Linked DNA regions of Homo sapiens: region 1 is linked to region 2. Evidence: chromatin loops called from intact Hi-C (ENCODE). Cell type or tissue: breast epithelium. All regions are shown on one strand.

Region 1 (5,000 bases), 200 kb after region 2:
TTCATTGTAAAACATCACTTTGGTTAATACTGCCAACAAGCTCATTAGAAATCTTTATGTATTGGCAAGTGATTGTAAGCCACACAGCCAAATCTGGGAATTGAGTCTCCTGTTTTCTCAATAAATTTTCTAAATCAGGCAAAAGGCAATACAGTGAGAGATGAAAATTAGGTGGGTAGGAGGTGGTGGTGCAGGGAATGTGCCTGTAATGATTTGCTCAAGCCTCTTTCTAATAATTTCTCTTTGCTTTTCTGAAAAGCACAACTCAAAACCAATTCCTTGTATTCTCTTTTCTTTAGAATATATTGTTATTTAGCTAGCTGATTATGGTTTTCTTATTATTCCCTTCCTGATTTTTGGAAGAATTCCATTTTCTTCCCCTCACCTCCCACCACTGCCCTTTCTTTGGTAATACCTGCGTAGTCCACTGAGAGTGGGGAGGGAAAAGAACATGTTTGTAGACAGTCTGATTCTCTTACTGTAATTCTGCCAAATGAGATAAAGAGCATTTCCTGTATATTTGCTTTAGTAGAAATAGAGATTTATAAGCCCCCCCTTTCAAAATTGTTATATAATTGAAGATAATTTTTAACTGTCATGGATATGCAGGTGTAATAAGGTACTATGATTTTTTAATGTAGTCTGAGGCAGTATCTACATAATGCCATAATACTCAGGTGAAAAATGAAAAAAGTATACCAATATAATGGATTTTTTTTGTACTCATGATAGCATAGGGACAGAAACTACATATTTACATTTTTTATGTCTCTTAATTTTTACAACTATCTTACAAGATTGTTTTACAGATAAATAAACTAGGAATTAGAGAGTTTAAATGACTTTGCCAAAGTCGCACAACCAATTGTCTAGTTGGAGGAATAGACTTGAAAATATATAACTTGTAGCACAGCACAATAAGTGCAATGATGAAAGGAAGCCAATGTATGTGTGTGTGCTGGGGAGAGAGGGTGGAGGCTTCATGCTTAATTTATGCTTGCGCTAAGTCTTGAAAAACAGGCAGGAAGTGGTTCAAGTGGATACGGTTGGAAGGGGAGTGGGGATGGTGTGAGGAGGACATTTCAGTAGCCTAAGTACTCAGAGGCGCAAGATAGAATGGATAAACAGCAGTCTTTTTATACGTGTTTGTTAAGGAATGCACAGATGGTGTGAGGAGTTGCAAATATGTCAAAGCATGGTATGTAACAGAGGCCAGATGCTAACAGTTTAATGAGGTCTTTATTGCAGTAGTATGACATGATGAGAACTATATGACAACAGTTTAGAAGACAGATTGGTGGGAAAAGTACTGAAGGCTGAGACAGCTATTAGGAGGCTTTAGATGAGATTAAAAAAAAAAGATGAGGAGGTGAACTGAGGCAGTGTTAGTGCAGAGAGAGAGTGAGGTTGATAATTTAGGCCGTGGGTGTGATAAAGAGCTTGATGTCTGGTTTGATGAGAGGAGGTGAGGGGAAAGAGGCCTCTGAAGTTGTGTCTCCAGTGTGTGAAATGGAAGGTAAAGTGTGGAAAAGAAATGTTACAACATGTAAATATATTTAGTTTTTACCATTTAAAGAAAGGGAAACAACTATGCCTTACTAATACTGATGCTGTGAATGGTCAGTAGTACAAGTATTTAATTTTAAAATTGTTATTCTTTTACTGGAGGTTGGTACACAGAATTTTTTCACTGGTAGGGGTCTGATCCAAACTGGTTGGAGGCCAAGGAATGCTTTAAGGCAGTGGTTTCCAAACTGTTTAATCTTGGAACCCTTTACATTCTTCTATTTAGAACACCTGGAAACTTTTGATTATGAGGATTATACTTAGATTTAGTCTATTAAAATGTGCTGTATTAAGAGATAAGACACTTAAAAATATTTGTTTAGCTATTCATTTCAAGATAACGAATCCAGTAGATGTTAACGTAAATATCATATCTATTATGAAAAATAACTCTGTTTTCCAAAGCAAAACAAAATTTGGTGAGAAGAGTGCCATTGTCTTACATGTTTGCAAATCTCTTTAATGTCTGGTTTCATAGAAGGCAGCTATATTCTCCTATCTACTTCCGTACTCAATATGTTACAATATGCTTCTTGATTGAAGTATATGAAGAAAATCTGGTCTCATACAAAGATGTAATTAGAAAAGGGAAGAGTGTTTAAGAGTCTTTTCAGGTAATTATAGATATTCCTCTACCGAAATTTGTTAAGTGATAGTTTCCTAAGGATTAATTGCAATGAGGAACCTGATACCATATCAGTATACTTTTCATACTCTGTTATAGTAAATCCATGTGTTTATTTTGTGCTTTGAGTAGATCTTTATTCAAACTTAATTTTGTAGCTTCATGCATTGGCTATCAAAAAATATCAAAAAATATCAATTTGCTGAGTTATGCAAGAACTTAAAAATATTAACACATTTCATTGTAAAACATCACTTTGGTTAATATTACCAAAAAGCTCATTAGAAATCTTTATGAATTGGGAAGCTGTCAAATGCATGGTGACAGATACAAGTTTTCCAAAATTCTGTGTGTTTTTTTTTTTTTTTTTTGCTGGAAAATATGAATTTTATCATTGGTAACAATTACTGTCAGTTGTTTCCCAGCGTTGGTTCATTTACAAGAAAATATCAGCCAGACACCCAAGGTTAAATAACTGTAGTTTGTCTGTCAGACACTGTTTCAAATAAAACGATGTTATATTTTAAAAGTGGTTATTTCAGCTAGCTATAAAACAATCACTTAAGTGCTTATACTTGCAGCAATTATTGTAATTCAGGTGAAGCATTGAAAACAAATGTGTTTGTTTTTACTGTGAGGGTGTGGTTGTGAAGCCTATGAAGTGTCTAGTTCCTTAGGAATACCTTAGTTTGTGGTAGGCTTTTTGCAGTTTTACTCAGCATCTCTTTTGCACCATCAGCATAAATGTGAACATAGTGAAAAAAGCAGAGAACATCTTAGTATTATTATAAAAATAGGTTTGACTTGACTAACTTCATGAAAGATCTTAGGGACCATAGGTACACAGACTTCTCTTTAACAACTGCTGATTTAAGGTTGTCCTGATGCAGATGAAGAGAGGAATCATGCCACCTTTTGCTTTCTTTTCTTTTTTTTTTTTTTTTGAGACAGAGTCTCGCTCTGTTGCCTAGGCTGGAGTGCAATGGCGCGATCTCAGCTTGCTGCAACCTCCACCTCCAGGGTTCAAGTGATTCTCTTGCCTCAGCCTCCTGAGTAGCTGAGACCACAGGTGCACACCATTGTGTGCCTGGCTAATTTTTTGTATTCTTAGTAGAGATGAGGTTTCGCCATGTTGGCCAGGCTCATCTCAAACTCCTGACCTCAAGTGATCCTCCCACCTCGGCCTCCCAAACTGCTGGGATTACAGGCATGAGCCACCGTGCCTGGCCTCACCTTTTGCTTTCTGACAAATTTAAAGTAAATGTGTTTCAGATTTCTGCTACATTAAAAAAAAGTGAGGTAATCTTATCTGAACCCTAAGGCCTTTAAATCATTTTAAAAAATTCATTTTAGTATAAGATTTAAAGTTTAAAAGTTGCTGTTTCAACTTTTTTGGCATTGACATTTAGTAACCTGAAATGTCTTTTTTTCATGTCTTGAATGCTTAACCTTTGACACAGCTCTGACAACGAAATCACGGAAAGCATGTAACTTTGCATTATTTACAATAAAACCGCCTCCAAAGGCTTTCAGAAATAGTCTTAGTTAAGGGTGACACTTTTTGGCTTCACAAAATTGATTGGTTAGAAACAGTTCTTATTTCATGTTTTGAAGTGTCCTCTGTGTAGTAATGACAACTATATAAATTAATCCAACTCATGTCTTAGATTTTGAGAGTATTTTTTTCCCCATAAATGACATAAAAGGGCACTCTATTTTTAAAGGGTTAAAGTCTAGTTGTTTTAATCTCTCTCATTTCATTAATAAGACTCTGTGTGCAATTATGGATAATCATCTGAGTCATGGGTTAAGTGCTGATTTCCTAAAATGTTTATGCAGTGTATTTGTTAAACTCATGTATTCTTTTAAATCATAGTCCAGGTAGCTATTTTAAGTAAGGAAAATGGCCTTAATAATTCACATAATAGGCCATAGTTAAAATTCAGTTATTAGACTATGGCTTATTTGTTGTTTTAGAGTGATCCTCAAGAACAGATAATGTTGTGGAAGAAAAGCATAAAGTAAATGACTGAGGGCCAACGGAGAATTATATGAAAAACAAACTGGGGTTGTCAGATTCTTAAAAGGGAAGAAAATATTAAGCTAACAAACGAGAGCCTTGGAGATGATCTGGAGATAAATATTACCCTTAGGATTCAGGAAGAGAAATTTAGTTGTAACTTTTTTTTGTTGTTAATTATAAAATAATTTCAAATTTACAGAAAAGTGGAGAATAGTATAGCAAACAACCATATGCTCACCAATAGTTGTCAGTATTTTGTTGTATGTGCTTCCTTTTTTTGGTGAAAGTATTTTAAAGTAAAGACATTACTACATTTTACTTCTAAATAAGGTAATATGCACCTCTAAAAGATGAAGACTTACAGATACAAATTTCACTGTGTGAGATGATATGAGAACCCCACAGGGCCTTCATATTGCAGACTGGCTTGTGCAGGCTAAACTCTGACAAAATAGCTTTGAGTGATCAAGTGTATTTTAAAAAGTTGTTTAGAGGACTTAGAAGAGGAAGAACACTGAGCTGGGGGCAAGGACTTGGAAGAGGCATAGATCTCTAAGGGGCAAACTTGATCAAATTTGCTATTTGGTATGTGAATTTAGCCATTTTCCTTCTTTCTCCATAATCTCTTAATTTACATTGGCGTTATTCATTCATGCTTTAGAAATTGGATACTTTTTTACTTGACCCTGATCTTAAGGTGGGTGTGGGGTGAAAAATGAGGCTGCCCAATGGTGTCTATTGGGGCTACACACATGGAAGGAATCTAGGAGTCTGTACTTGTAACAG
Region 2 (5,000 bases):
GAGGCGGAGGTGGGAAAATTACTCAAGCCCGGGAAGTCAAGGTTGCAGTGAGCCATGATAGTGCCACTGCACTTCAGCCTGGGTGACAGAGTGAGACCTTGTCTCAGAAACAAACAAATGATTGGCAATTGGTTGAAAAAGTTATCAATAGAAAGGAATGTCTGCGTTATGTTAAGGAGTTGTGGAGACTGCGGTTTTATCATACATATGAAGCCTCCAAAGTAGCAGGCTTCAGAGAGAATAGATTATAAATGTTTCTTATCAGACTTAAGGTCTATGTTGATGTTAATGCTGGTTGGCTTTTCCTGAATTCAAAAAGGGAGGGAGGGTATGATGAGGCATGTGTGACCCTCTCTTCCATCATGGCCTGAATCAGTTTTTCAGGCTAACTTTGGAATGCCCTTGGCTGAGAGAAGGGGTCCATCAGGTGGTTGGGGGAGGCTTAGAATTTTATTTTTGGTCTACAAGATGTGAACCTCCAGGTTGGCCACTCCCAAATTCCCTATCTCAGAACACACATTCAGGTGCCTCTGCCATATGGGTCATTCTGGGGATATGCTTAAGTTGTTGCTCTCTGGTGCATTTACCCTACAAAAGCTTGCTGTCAACACACAGGAACACTATGTATGGCGTGTATGCCATCAGGGAATATGTATTCTACTACTTGAAGTGATGGCAGCGATAGCAGAAAGTGGCTTTTTTGCAAGTCTGAAAGAGTACCTCTTGGTCACCCAACATTTAGTTACCCTCAGTTTGAGAAAGCAAATTACAGGGCTTGTCATTCTGAAGATGAGCTGCTTTGTGATGTTCAGGCACTGACAGCAGCGTAAATAATGTTGACTTTTGTGGGAAGTTAGTGACTTTTGGAGAATGATGCTGCAGCCTTTGGATCAGAGGAAGGTATTGTTACTGGATTGTTGAGTTTAGACCATAGAAGGACTAGGAGCCTTGGAGCCATTCCAGGGTTTGCTTGAATCATAGCCCTCATAACTTTGTAGCTGAGATCCTCAGGCAGGTTGCTTGACCTCTCTGAGCTAGTTTCCCTATATACGACGTGAGGCCGAAATGTGTGGAGTCAGTGTATGGATGTGATACTGTATGGAAGAGCCTGCCATGTTGCCAGGAATACAATCAATACTTAAACATTCTCCTCCATTATCAAGGATGATTGTCCAGTGTTATACGAGTATATGCATATATACAGCTGGTATATTTCTGTATGTTTATGCTCCTCCCTATTCAGCAGGTGTTTGGATGCTTATGTGCCAGACCTTAGGCCTTGAGTAGTCTCTTGTATTTCTTCTGTTACTGTAGTAGATAAAAATGCTTAGCTTTTTCCTCTGTGCAGCTTAATCCCATTTTAAATCTCTTTATTCTTGAGGCTATTTATGTAGCCAAGACAAGATCATTCCAAGGCCAATTGCTAAATGTATGGATTAATGATGTTGCTTTTCTTTAATTGCTAGGAGGATTATATACCCCTTCAGGGTGGGGACAGTGTCTGTCGTATGCAGTGTCACATTCCACACGGTGCTTCCCATGCAGGAGATTCTCCATCACAGATGTTAACTTTTAGAAATCGAATGATTGTAGCTTATTTTTCTACTTGGCAGCAGTTCTGGTTGGGAACTTATTATGGGGCGTGGGGAGAGGAGGCAGATGGAAGATAAACTTCTGGGGCTAGTGTTGAGGTTCACCCTGCCCATGTCAGAAGTCATAGGAACTTATTTAGAAATTTAGGGTTCCTGGTGTAGGTACACAGTGAATGATGCATGGCCAGTATTTAATCTGGAATGGTATTCTTTTTTTTTTTTTTTTTTTTTTGTGGAGATGGAGTCTCTCTCTGTCACCAGGCTGGAGTGCAGTGACCCTGTCTCGATCACTGCAACCTCTATCTCCTGGGTTCAAGCGATTCTCCTGCTTTAGCCTCCTAAGTAGCTGGGGCTGCAGGCACGGGCCACCACACCCAGCTAATTTTTGTATTTTTAGTAGAGACAGAGTTTCACCATGTTGGCCAGGATGGTCTCTATCTCTTGACCTCGTGATCTGCCCGCCTCGGCCTCCCAAAGTGCTGGGATTACAGGCGTGAGCCACCGTGCCCAGCTAGAATCATATTCTTTTGCAATCAATTTACAATCATTCAACCTCCAAATGGAGATCAACTGCCAGTGGGTTTTATTCTTTGTTTGGATTTTTATTTTGTTTTGTTGTTTTTAATTTCCTTTAAGATTTCTCTGTCTTGGGGAATGCACCTTGCCGGGAAAGGGTGGGAGGAGCCTTGGATTTGGCAGTCATCTCTGTCTGTAATTGGCCCTACTTTCTGTTGCAGAGGTCACTTTATCACAGAGCTCCCCCTGTTGATTCTTTGAAGTTAGGAGGTGCTTGATTACTTCCTTTTCTCTGCACAGGTGCAACTGAGAAACACCGCAGGTTTTCCAAGCATGTATAGCTGTTGGAATGTTATATCCCGGTCTTCAGGTGTTAGTCATTGCCCCTGGGCCAGGGTTGGAAACCTCGGGTGTCAGGTATAGGTAGAGATGTAGAGGGTGGGACATTGATAGGTTTCTCGTAAATAGCTGGTTAGAGGCCTCCATAATTAACAACACATCTTCCAAGGGCAGTGAAGAACTTCCCCAGTAGCTTCTGAGCTAAAACGTTTTGGAGGTAGTAATTTGATCAACTTGAAGATCGCGTATTAAGTTAATCGTTGATGTGAATCACAAACACAGAACACCGATATACTCATTGCTCCCTTGTAGTTTGTGACTCTTGTTCTTACAAATGTGTGTGGTTTGAGACTTGTTAGGCACAGCCCTTTTTTGTCTGATCTCTTTTTTATATATCATGCATACATCTGAGGAGGTCTATACTGTTTCTGTCATTAAGAGGTGGGAGTCTGTTTCCTATCCCTTGATCTTGGCTTTGATCTTGGGTCTCAGCTGAACCTCCCCCTGAATGCGGCCATGTGAGTGAGCCCAGTGAAACCAGCCAAGAAACCACCCATTAACCCATAGAGTAATGACAGTACATTGTTGTTGTTTATAGCCTTAAGTTTTGGCATGGTTTGTTACATAACAATAGGTAACTGATTGAGTAAGCTTGTTCTGGCAGAAAATACTCTGGCAGGGATCCTATCTTGCCCTCCTACACCCCGCAGAACAATCATCAGGGTTAAGAAAGCCTTTCACATCTTAGTATATTAATAATTTGGATCAGTCTGCTTTCTTCTCAGTTGCCCACTGAAAGGGTTGTTAGGTGCTAACTTTGTTTTGTAAGGAAAAGAAGGTTGCTGATTTGCGGGCATGATTTATTTTCGAGAAAGGATTGTTTGGTTGTTATGCTTTACTGGAGTTAGGGACTTAGCAGTTTGAGTGGACTCTGCATCTGATAAGTGTAGCAGTAGGTGATAAAGAATTCTGAGAGGAAGAATAAGAAACTACCAAGGTAGCTTTTGAAAATTATGCCTTAAACTGGTTCCATACTTAAAGGTGGGGGGAACTTTCTTCTACTTTGAATCTTTGCTTTTAGGACCCAGATTCAGACTACATTTCATAGCAGAATTCAGTTACATCATGGCATGAATGAGTTTTTTAAAGCTGGCCATGGGAACTAACTGTAGTTTATGTTGTTGCAATAGAAAATGTTATCCCAACAACCAACTTATAAATTAGAACATTTGTGACTTTTAGAGCATTTATAAGTTGGAATGTGCCTGTAACTATATTAGAGATGATATTTGAACGATGGGCTAGCTATTTTTCTAGATATATCAAAGTGATAAGTATTAGATATGCCCCATTTTTTACAGTGAATTGTTATAGTGATGTAAAGTTAGGGCTTTTTCATGTTTTATTGAATTATGTCATATATTTAAGTCTGTATCTCCTTGCTTTCTAAGGTCATTTAACATTTTTATATTTCATTGATATTTCTGATATATGAAAAGCGTGCATGTTATAGAGAATGCTTTTTTAAAAAACAGCTTTATTGAGATAGAATTTTATATACCATAAAATTTACACGTGTAAAATGTACAGTTCAGTGGTTTTTATTATATTTACAGAGTTGAACTATAATCTAGTTTTAGCACTCACTATCCCTCTCCCCACCACCCACCCTTCCCTGCCCCAACCCTACACAACCACAAATCTTTCTGTCTTTATAAATATGCCCATTCTGGGCATTTTCTATAAGTGGGGTCATATAATATGTGGTCTTTGGCATTAAGCTTCTATCACGTAGCATAATATTTTTGAGCTTTGTATTGTAACATCTATGAATTCTAAGAGGGAAAATGATTTATCCACCAAGTTATATTTATAACGTTGTTTAACATTTTCATTATGTAATATTTTATTCAAACAAAAGTGGACCATATAACACGTGTAAGTTATAAAGCATGACAAAATGAGCACCTGGATTCCTACCACTCAAGAATGGTACTGATACCATTGCATCTACCTGTGAATTTCATTCCTATTCTGTTCCTCCCACCTCCTCATCTCATAAGTTATCTCTAAGCAATATATCATTTCTTCTGTTTTTTTAGTTTATTAAAAAATGTATTTTTTTTGCAGCTTCTTTCACACCATACTGTGTTTCTTAGCTTTATTCATATTGTATTTAATGTATTTCTTTTGATTTCATTGCTTTTTAATTTTCTGTGTGAATATACTGTTTTTCTTCTGAGTAGGTATTCGGGGTGTTTCCAGTATTTTATTTAAGGATCAACAACACAATGAATATGTTACAACTGCTTTCTTCTATACATGGAAGAGTTTTATGTAGGGCATATACCTCGTAGTAGAATTGCTACATAGTAGAGTACAAAAATATTTAGTTTTTCAAAATATTTGTACCAATGTACACTGCCATATACGTTATATAAGAATTCCCACTGATCTTGATACTTGTCAACACTTGATATTATCAAACTTGTTAATTTTTGTCAATCTGGGATGTCAGATACTGTGATCTTAAACCTTTTTAACTACTTCTGA

Evidence for each region. Hi-C counts contacts between places; a loop is a spot of excess contacts. Peaks named below come from ENCODE experiments on the same cell type or tissue, not always from the same donor. Only the 100,000 strongest peaks of a DNase experiment are listed, where the experiment ranks them.
Region 1: a loop joins it to region 2, with 13 times the contacts of the local background. A loop is called at or near these places in 1 of 110 quality-filtered maps.

What each region holds. Positions count from the first base shown.
Region 1 is chr10:59,664,434-59,669,433 of GRCh38, reverse strand. The region is part of intron 3 of SLC16A9 (solute carrier family 16 member 9); the gene reads left to right. Among named protein-coding and RNA genes, the nearest start is that of SLC16A9, 43 kb to the left of the region's middle. In breast epithelium, no CTCF peak of the experiment used is centred here; no DNase peak of the experiment used is centred here.
Region 2 is chr10:59,862,677-59,867,676 of GRCh38, reverse strand. The region is part of intron 1 of CCDC6 (coiled-coil domain containing 6); the gene reads left to right. Among named protein-coding and RNA genes, the nearest start is that of CCDC6, 41 kb to the left of the region's middle. In breast epithelium, CTCF peaks have their summits at 2,158 and 2,359; a DNase peak (open chromatin) is centred at 2,306; H3K27ac peaks cover 1,199 bases.